Regions from separate parts of the Homo sapiens genome. Here region 2 is linked to region 1. Evidence: chromatin loops called from intact Hi-C (ENCODE). Cell type or tissue: PC-3. All regions are shown on one strand.

The links. Hi-C counts contacts between places; a loop is a spot of excess contacts. Peaks named below come from ENCODE experiments on the same cell type or tissue, not always from the same donor. Only the 100,000 strongest peaks of a DNase experiment are listed, where the experiment ranks them.
Region 2: it touches region 1 in a loop (1.9-fold over the local background); 4 of 110 quality-filtered maps call a loop at or near these places.

What each region holds. Positions count from the first base shown.
Region 1 is chr4:142,405,894-142,410,893 of GRCh38, forward strand. All of the region lies in intron 5 of INPP4B (inositol polyphosphate-4-phosphatase type II B), which reads right to left. Among named protein-coding and RNA genes, the nearest start is that of INPP4B, 440 kb to the right of the region's middle. In PC-3, no CTCF peak of the experiment used is centred here; DNase peaks (open chromatin) are centred at 448, 2,328 and 3,208; H3K4me3 peaks cover 2,157 bases; H3K27ac peaks cover 4,379 bases.
Region 2 is chr4:142,280,452-142,285,451 of GRCh38, forward strand. All of the region lies in intron 9 of INPP4B (inositol polyphosphate-4-phosphatase type II B), which reads right to left. Among named protein-coding and RNA genes, the nearest start is that of INPP4B, 560 kb to the right of the region's middle. In PC-3, CTCF peaks have their summits at 2,610 (motif pointing right) and 2,822; no DNase peak of the experiment used is centred here.

The sequences.
Region 1 (5,000 bases):
CTGGTCTGGAATTCAAGCTAAGCCTGGAGGAGATGGGTTAATTCTTGCCCAGGGGCCACAAAAGTTAAAAACTTTCCCTTGAGACACCAGGCTCATATTACAGACCCTCGCCACCATACCATATTTACTTGAATATTTTCTCCTCTCACATATCATTCCCCCAATTTGAGGAAGAAAAATCCAGAAAAATATTCCTTTTAAGCAAGTCTGAATCGACTTTCCTCTCTATCCCCGCCACCCTCGCCTCCCACCTTTGAAATAATAATTTTACTCCCTTCAGCTGAGTTGCTGAGATGTAAAGTGCCCTCACTAGAGGTGGTTCAAGTTAAATTCGGCTGGTGGCTTGCTGCAGGCTGGAGCTATGGATGGGGGAAGTAGCCCTGGGTCCTTGATTTCATGGTGAGGGCATGCAGGGTTCTATACCATCCCTACCCCACTTCTCAGACCATAACAGGAAGGGAGAGAAAGATGAGGTATTTAAGGTATGTTGTGGTCAGAGCTTGCAAGGTCCTTACCATTGGTAACAAAGGTAATATGGCTTAAATCTGAAACTTGAAAGCAAAGGAAAGTATAGATGCAATTATCACCTTTCAATTGTTTACAGATAATCTCTTTCAGAAGTACAAGGAGATAGAAAAAGCAGGAACTTCGGAATGAAACAGGCTTGGTTTTAGTCCAGTTCAAATAGCTAGGCAACACTGGGAAAATTATTTAACTGCTTAACTTCTTACCAGACTTTCAGATCCTGCTGCTTCTGTATGGCGTTTTGTCATATACTTTTTTTTCCTTATATAAACCACATGCCTCTAGTAACAGAAGAGAGCTTATGAAAGCATGTATGGAAAAAACATAATAGCTACAATGTATTTAACCCTTACTATTTTTGAGGCATTTTGCTAATTATCTCTCTATTCCTTAAAATGGTGCTTTGAATTATTTCAGTTTTACATAGAACTAGAACTAGAGGCTTGGAAACATGAAGTGCTCACATTTACATTACTAGAATTCTCTGGTAGCTTACATCCTACCCCACTGGCTTCATTTCTCTTCTTGGCATGCCGACCTGCCCTCCTGCACAATGGCACCTCTCTTTGGAAGACCCACCGCCACACCACGATTATTACTCAACCCAAGAGACTTAGAGTTTTAAAAAATACTGGTGCCAGGTTTCAATAATGTCAACGTATCACCGGAAGGAAAGAAAAAGCTAGATTTAGATTTTCACTGTTCTTTGGTGGTTATTTTGATCATTTCCTTTACTTGCAATATGAATGTGTTTAATTTTATTGCTCATAAAATTCAACTGTTGGTTTTCTGCTTACAGTAAACAGCTCTTTTTCCGTTTCCTGATATTGACATATATCTATCAGAATTTTAAAGCTGAGGCCACTGTGTTTCAAATACAGGCATCTTGCCCACTTTCTGCTTGTAGCCCCATCTTTTACCTTGTGAGCTCATGACACCTTTGCTCAAAATAAGTCACTTCTTTTCTGAGTTCTTATCAGACTTGATTGTGGGCTGTGGTTATTTCCCAGAAATGAGCAGCTGTTCTCCATTTTATCAGAGAGACTCTCACCCTCGTTCCCCATAAAAACAGAGAAAATTTCTATTACACTGAAATGTTCTGTCCAACCCAATTTGCACATTCCCTAATACTGATAAAAATAATGATGATGCTTTGTATTTTTATTATATTCCACATCTAAAAACAATACGGTTACATCTTGTCAGGAAAACAATAATAGTTACATCTTGGGCTGCACTTTTTTCTTCCTACAGCTCAGAGGATTTACTGTACCCTAAGTCTTATGCAGCATGATATCCTGGAGAGAACCCGAGATCAGGCAGAATTCCTAAGCTGTGCTCCCAGATTTCCTGCTTTCTAGTTCTGTGGCACTGAGTAAGTCACAAACTCTGACACTTAATTGCCTCATCTATCTACCTACCTCTCAGGGTGGAAGTGAGGAAATTGGGCCTTTTTATAAATGGACTTTTCTATGCAAAAAAAAAGTTTACTAATATCATACTAATATATATTAATATCAACATTTACCAATATCTGGTGTTTTATTATTGTGTAAAATTGTTTTTATTGACTCAGTCATACTCAGCTTTTTAAAAGCTGTTACCAGGTCCAATATTTCTTCATAAATACCAAATTAGTACATGAGTCATTGCATTTCATAAGGTGAAACCTATTCACATCATGGATCTGTACATACTGAATCAGTCCCACCAGACGGCTGATAAATAATGAGTGATTGGATTGTTTTGTGAAGATATTACTCATATGATCACTATAAAATCTAATCCGTATGAGAATTATTTAGCAGCCAATAAAGAATCCTGAAAAATCTGTTTTCAGGAAAAAAAAAAAGTGAATGGGTGAGGTGGCTTATGCCTGGAATCCCAGCAATTTGAGAGGCCGAGGCCAGGATGACCTGACATCAGGAATTCCAGACCAGCCTGGCCAACATGACGAAACCCCATCTCTATTAAAAATACAAAAATTAGCTGGGCGTGGTGGCACACTCCTGTAGTGCCAGCTACTTGGGAGGCTGAGGCACAAGAATTGCTTGAACCCCAGGGGCGGAGGTTGCAGTGAGCTGAGATCACACCACTGCACTCCAGCCTGGGTGACAGAATGAGACTCTGTCTCATAAATAAATAAAAAGTTATATCTGTCTTCCAGCTATACTTACCACTGCTCATTAACCAAATATAATTCTACTCTAGGAGTGGCCTGCATCTGTGGCCTTCATCAGCTCAGAAGACTAAAAGAAAGCAATGCTTTGGGATTTTGCTTCTGTTTCGTTTTGTTTATTTAAGAATTCTACCCACTTCAATCTAATGGTCAGTAACAAACAAATGCTACTGCAATCCTTCATTCATCAGTAGATTTTTAATTTCTGCCTTCTTAATGGCTTTGCTTAGTATTGAATTGTTTAAAAGTGTTCTTAGACCTCAGAAGAGTTTAAATATGCAGGATGTTGATAGATGGGGATTCTAGTGTGCTTGTATCCAGTGTATTTTTTATTGAAATGTGGGAAAAATAATAATACAGAAGGAATATATTTTTAAACCATAATTTGTGACTTGTCATCAGAAAAAAAATAAAGAGCAATAAGTGACTTTTTATTTCCTGATTACTTTTGCTATGGTAACTAGTAACATGAGGGTTCACATTCTACTATGAGTAGCTGTGAGTGAGATGCCTACAGGCATCCCCAGCTCATATTTGTACAGGAGCCAGGCAGTTTTCACTCTACGAGAAGGAAATCCTCAGTGGAAGCATAATAATAAAAATAAATGGAGGGGGCCACATGCGGTGGCTCACGCCTGTAATCCCAGCACTTTGGGAGGCCAAGGAGGGCAGATTGCTTGAGGTCAGGAGTTCGAGACCAGCCTGGCCAACATGGCAAAACCCCATCTCTACTAAAAATACAAAAATTAGCTGGCCATGGTGGTGGGTGCCTTTAATCCCAGCTACTCGGAGGGCTGAGGTGGGAGAGTCGCTTGAACCCGGGAAGCGGAGGTTGCAGTGAGCCGAGATTGCGTCATTGTGCTCTAGCCTGGGCAACAGAGCGAGACTCCTTCTCAAAAAATAATAAATAAATAAATAAATAAATAAAGAGACTCAATATCTCCGGTGACTGAGACTCTATCTCAAAAAATAATAAACAAATAAAGACTCAATATGTCCAGGGAGGGCTAGGCACTGAACAAACTGGAAAGCTTACACTATGTCATAAGATGGAACCTCTATACAAAGTCATTGCCTGAAAAAATGAAGGCCCACTGTGTCCTTGATTTTAGGATTTCTCCAAAGCTTGAAATCCCCAGTCACTGTGCAGGTGAACACTGGAACAGCTGCACAAAATACATCTGTTTGATAGATTTGGCCAGAAGTTTTTCTGAGGAATAGAAATTGCCAAATTCTAGTCTTGACGCTTACAGCTACTACCTAGCCTCTTAGGAAGAGGGCACAGATTTTCTTCTGCTCCAGTAGTTCTCACTGGAGAGTCCAGAGCTAAAAGGTGGGACTCTTCAGGATTTTTGTGAAATCAAAGATACTGTCTATACCAAAATACTGCTTTTTATAAAATATCAGTTTCTGTTTCCTGTGGCCATTATTTCAAAATCAGGTGAAGGCTATTGAGTCCATGATCATTTCTATCATTCCAACCAATTTTGGCTGGAAGCCTAAAAATACCTCTTGATTCACATCAGAGAGCTCAGTCTCAGCAATAATCAATTTGAAGTAGAACACAACTGTTCATTCAGGTGCTTTTGAGTTCAGCAACACTGCTCGAATTCAAGTAGTTGTAAAGCATACATTAGACAAGGGGGGTGTCAACAAGCAGATGCCTGCCCCAGGCTTTCACGAGAGTGGTGGTGTGAACCACTGAGGCACTGTGAATTGGTGGTCAACCCCAAGTGACCATCTCTTTCCCCCTAAGAAAACTTTCTTCTGTGAAGTGAGGTCTTTTCTCTTGCCTCACTCTTACTTCATCTCTCTTCTTGCCATTCATTGTTAATGGAATCTAACAAAATTTATCCTCTTTCTTCCAGAACAAAGCAGTGGCCACAGGTGCGTGGGAATCAGTGAGGGGGATATGACAAGAATTTCCACATCTCTACAATTCTGTACTCAAAATTAGCCAAAGGAAATTTAGACTTAGAGGAGAAACCACATACCATAGTGTATGGAGGATAAAGAAATTTTTTTTAACTTAAGATAAAACCTTATTTGAGAGAGCTATATATGACTTTGGATGAATTACTCAATCTCTTTGAATCTCTATTCTAGCATCTGCAAAATGGAAGTAAAAGAATGTACTTCATAAATTTGCTATAAAGACAATAAGGTAATGTATATAGAATGCTAATATATGAGTCCCTTTAAATTATTATTGACATTAATATATAGTTATACTGTGCATTAACACAAAAAATGGATTTTATCTATCCTATATTTTTATACTAATCATATGCTCAAG
Region 2 (5,000 bases), 130 kb before region 1:
ATACAATTCAATTTATTCAATTTCATTCTCAAAAAGGAATAGCTATTTTGATGGACAACAGATCAGTGGTGGCCAGGGGTTGGTGTGGGTGTGAAGGGGTTTCTTTGTGGTAATGGAAAAGTTCTGTATCTGGACTGTGGATACGGACTCTGTTCATACATGTGTTAAAATTCATAGAACTGTACAACAATAAAAAGTCAATTTTACTCTATGTTAATGTATAAAATGGGATAAATGAGAAAGGACACATCCATTTTCTCCGATAATAAATCAATACCAAACAAACAAACAAAAAAATCGCACAGCCATTTAGTCTGGGCATACAGAAACCACATTATTAAAATGTTATCCTCTTCCATGTCAAGCAAATTTCTGACATTTACTTGGAATGTTGGATTAAAGTATGGATTTTATCCCATGCACTATAAATTCAAAATATCTAAAGACATTAGAAATTTCATATAGGAAAGGAAGAAATTTCACCTGAATAGTAGGAAGCATTTCATAACAGACTAGATTCTCATTCAGGAGGTGCAATATATTTACCAAGCCAGTGATGCATAAATCAGCTGGCCACCTATCATCTAAAATTATCACATTTAGACCTACAGAAAAGAAACTGTTCCTGAGACTTTTTGTTAAGTTCATTTATTTCATTTTTTTTTTTTGTATTTTTAGTTTTGAGTAAGAGAAAGAGGAAAAGAGTGCTACACCTTTTAAACACAGACTATTGGGAGAGGAAGATGATTGTGGCAAGAAAGAAATATGTTATAGGAGGTTATAGATAGATGACTGGGAATACCTGACTTCCTGTGGAAATTTTCAGAAGCAAAAAATAGATACACTTATAAGGCCAGGTGAAAACAGTCTGGATAGATAGCTAAGCATTTTTTTTTTTTTGCTTCTTCAACAAAAACTTTTTACATGAATGGTTTGTAAACATTACAAAACCAATCAAAATGCTTTTAGACACTCTGAAAACTTTCCATAGATAACAGGTATGGAGAACTGGAGTATTAAATTATTAAACAATCAGTATTAAATGCTAGTGATGTGACAATATTTAATATTCAAATTTGGAATTATATATAGAGAATTTGTATGCTTTTGGGTTTTATGTCTTTTTAATGGTAGGAAAGAATGCAAAGAAATCTCTAAAATAACAGCTAGTATTAAAAGGTCAACGTTATACAGTGTTGAACATAATTTTAGAGTGTAATGTATTTCAAACCTGTGCACCCAGAAATTCACTGAGCTTTAAATTACACAATGAGGCATGTACTCTGAAACTGAGCAATTCTTAATCCCTGTATTTTTATGCTTAATTGCATTAGGATTTGTTTTAAATGTTTGTCACTCAGTTATAAAATCCTGTGATTTTTAAATTTTTTAAATTCTCATTTACTCTGACAACACATAATAAAATCATTTTAAAATACATAAAACACCATAAAGATGTAAAATTAAGGTCAAAATTACAGAAAATACTAATTTACAAATATTTATTAAGCACTTACTAGTACTATTAAACGCTAATCCATGCACAATAATGTAACAGAACAAAATTCTCTGCCCGCATGGAACTTATATTCTAGTGATAAACAAATGTGATATGTCAAAATATGACAAGTGCCATGGAGAAAAATTAAGCAGGGTAAAAGGTGGATGAGTGCTGTGTTGGGGCTGCTACTTTGTTTTCAGTGGTTGGGAAAGGCTTTTTAATAAGATGACATTTGAACACACACCTAAAGTGTAAAGAAATGAGTCATACATCCTTCTTGGGGCAAGATTTTTGCAGAAAGAAGCAGATGATCCCAAAGCCTTGAAGTGAATCCTGGTTACCCTATTTGAGAAACAGCAAAGATGCCAATGTGGCTAAAGCTAGATAGGTGGGGAAGAAAGGACTAGAAGACCAAATCAGATGGGTATGTATTAGTTCTCCATTGCTACATAACAAATTTCCATAAACCCACTGACCTAAACTCTGACTGGACTTATTATCTCACAGTTTCTATAAATCAAAAGTCCAGTCAGAGTCCTCTGCTCAGGGCCTAACAAGGTTGAAATCAAGATATAGGCTGGAATGCAGTCTTAGAAAAATCCACGTTATAACTAATTCAGCTTGTTGGTAGAACTTATTTTCTTGTGGCTTTAAGACTGAGGTTCGCATTTTCTTGTTGGTTATCAGGATAACACTCAGTCTCAAGGCCATTCTTGCCATAAGGCCCTCCACATTGGCAGTTCACATGGTGGTTTGCCTCCTCAAGGTCAGAATTTCCATCTCCAGTCTGCTAAGACACTATTATGCATGGTTATCCCAGCCACCTGTGTATAATTACAGGCAGCATATATTCACGGTGCAACCTGTAATCAAGGGGCGGGTGTTATGTAGAGCAGCTGCACCAGGGGCTGAGAATCTTGGGGAACATCTTAGCATTCTGATTACCACAGCAATGGGGAGTGAGATGATGTAGAGCTCTATAGAAAACACTGTAAGACCTTTGCCTTTTACTTTGAGTGAGGTCAAATAATCAACAGAAGATTTTGAACTGACAAGTTTTAGACACAACTTGGGCTGCAATATGGAAAATAAACTGTAGGGGGCAGAGAGGATCATGAAGATGAGTTTGGAGAAATTAGGAGGAAGAGGAGATGTATCCGATTTTAGTTTTATTTTTAAGGTAGAGCTAATAAGATACTGTGACTGACTGGCTATAGAGAATATGAGAAAGAGGAATCAGAGACTACATGGATTTTTCCCTCAACAATAGGAAGGGTAGCATTGCAATTTCCTACATGGGGAGATGGTGAGGACAAACAGAATTTGGGGACATGGTGGGCAGCAGGCAGGAATGAGGAGCTCAGTTTAGCAGATTTTAAATTTGAGACACTTATTTAGTGTTCAATTATCATTAGGTCGTTGGATATTAGAGTCAGGAGTTCAAGGAATTGGCCAAGGCTAGAGCTATAAGAACAGTCATGCGTTGCTAGATGACAGAATATATTCTAAGAAATATGCCATTAGGCAATTTTGTCCTTGTGTGAATGTCATAGAGTGTACTTACATAAACCTAGATGATATAGTCTGCTACTCACCTAGGCTATATGGGATAGCCTTTTGCTCCTAGGCTAAAAAGCTGTACAGCACGTTACTGTACTGAATACTATGGGCAATTATAACACAATGGTTAGTACTTGTGTACCTAAACATGGAAAAGGCAGAGCAAAAATATGGTGTTATAATCTTATGGAACCACCATTGGTTGTATATGCAGTCTGTCATTGACCAAAACATCATTATGTGATGCATCGCATATAGGAATCATCAGAATACAGATGACATTAAAAGCTTTAAGACTAGATGGAAGAAAGTGAATGAAGAGTGAAGAGGAGACTTTTCATCCTAAACTGAGGTATAGGACCCTTTAACATTTATAGGTGATAGTGATGAGGAGCAACCAGCAAAAGAAACAGAGAAGAAATGACCACAGGAAAATGAAGTCTGGTGTCCCAGATAACAAGGGAAGAATAGGTTTTGAGGAGTGAGCAATTGATCCACTGGGCAGATATCCCAAGGAAGAGGAACACTGACAATTATCCTTTGGATTTAGCAATATGGAGCCATTACTGATCATGACAAATGCTGTTTAGCTGCTAAAGTAATAGGAATGAAAACCTGATGAGAATAGATTCAAAAGACAATCAGAGGAGGGAGGCAAAGTAGACATAGTTCTTACTCTGGTTCTGCTATAAAGAGGACCAGAGAAATGGGACATAAGTTAGAAAGATAAACAGGAGATTTGATGGCATTTTTTAACGCTGATACACATGATCTAGCAGAGAAAATAATTTATGATGCAAAAGAAAAATGACATAAGTGCTGGAATAATGTTCTCAAATAAGTGAGAAGAGATAGAATCTAAAACACTAGACAGAAGACGAGTTGACTTTAGAAACGAAAAGGGAGTTTTTGTATAATAACAGGAAGAAAGGTAGAGAAGGTGCAGGTAGACTAGTAAACATGGCATGGGAAATTGTCAAATTTTCCTTCTCAGGGAAATGAAAATCAGATAAATCAGCTGATAGGTTGGTAAATGTGGAGTGGGAACTTGTCAGATTCTTCTTCTCAGTGAAACAGAAACTATAAATCAGCAGAGAAAGAGGAAGAGGAGAGATATTTTAGAGCTTTTAGGAATGTGGAGGTGTAAAATAGTGGTCCCAGAAAGTGGGAGAGTGAATGAATCAGGGGAGCATAGTGGGTACAGTATTAGCAAGGGTACCTATACCCTTGCTAGGTATAACTAGGGGTCGTGTACCAAATAAAACCTGTAAGCACGGAAGTCAAGTTTCCCCAGCCTGTTCAGCTACAGCAATACAAGTGTGAAATAGGTATGCGAAACTCTGGGCTTAGCCACAGTTTTTGTTGTAATTTTTAAATCAGTGAATTAATCAGTTAATCAATTTATATTTTGCTTGTGGAATATAGCAACAGGATAGCGGGGCACAGGAGTTGAGGGTATATGCGAGGGAATCGTTTTGTGATTTCTCAGTGATGGATAAGAAAAGTGGATGTGGGGGAGGGGCTGTGTAGGACAGAGCAGGACTTCACATCAATGACTCGGGACAGTCAAAGAGCAACTGGAGGGAGTGTACTGGAAAGAGAGGTGATAGAACTCAGAAAATAGGATGCTTAAAATTGAGACTCTGGAGCATTGGGATTAATGATGAGATCTCGGAGATGACAATGAGAATGGGTACTCAAATAGGGCAGAGAAAAGCCTGAGAGGCCATTGAGCTAAGAAAAGGGCACCCCTGTGGCTACTGAATCACAAGAAGTCTGGGAGGAGTAATGCTGAACTGAGACAGAGTGCACCCCAAGTAAAAATTTTCATGAAATAAGGGGAGGTGACATCTCTAGATGATGTAAGAATTGAGGTTCATGGCCTCAGACATGGTATATCTGAGGCCATGGATTGAGGCTCATGACCTCAGATATACCA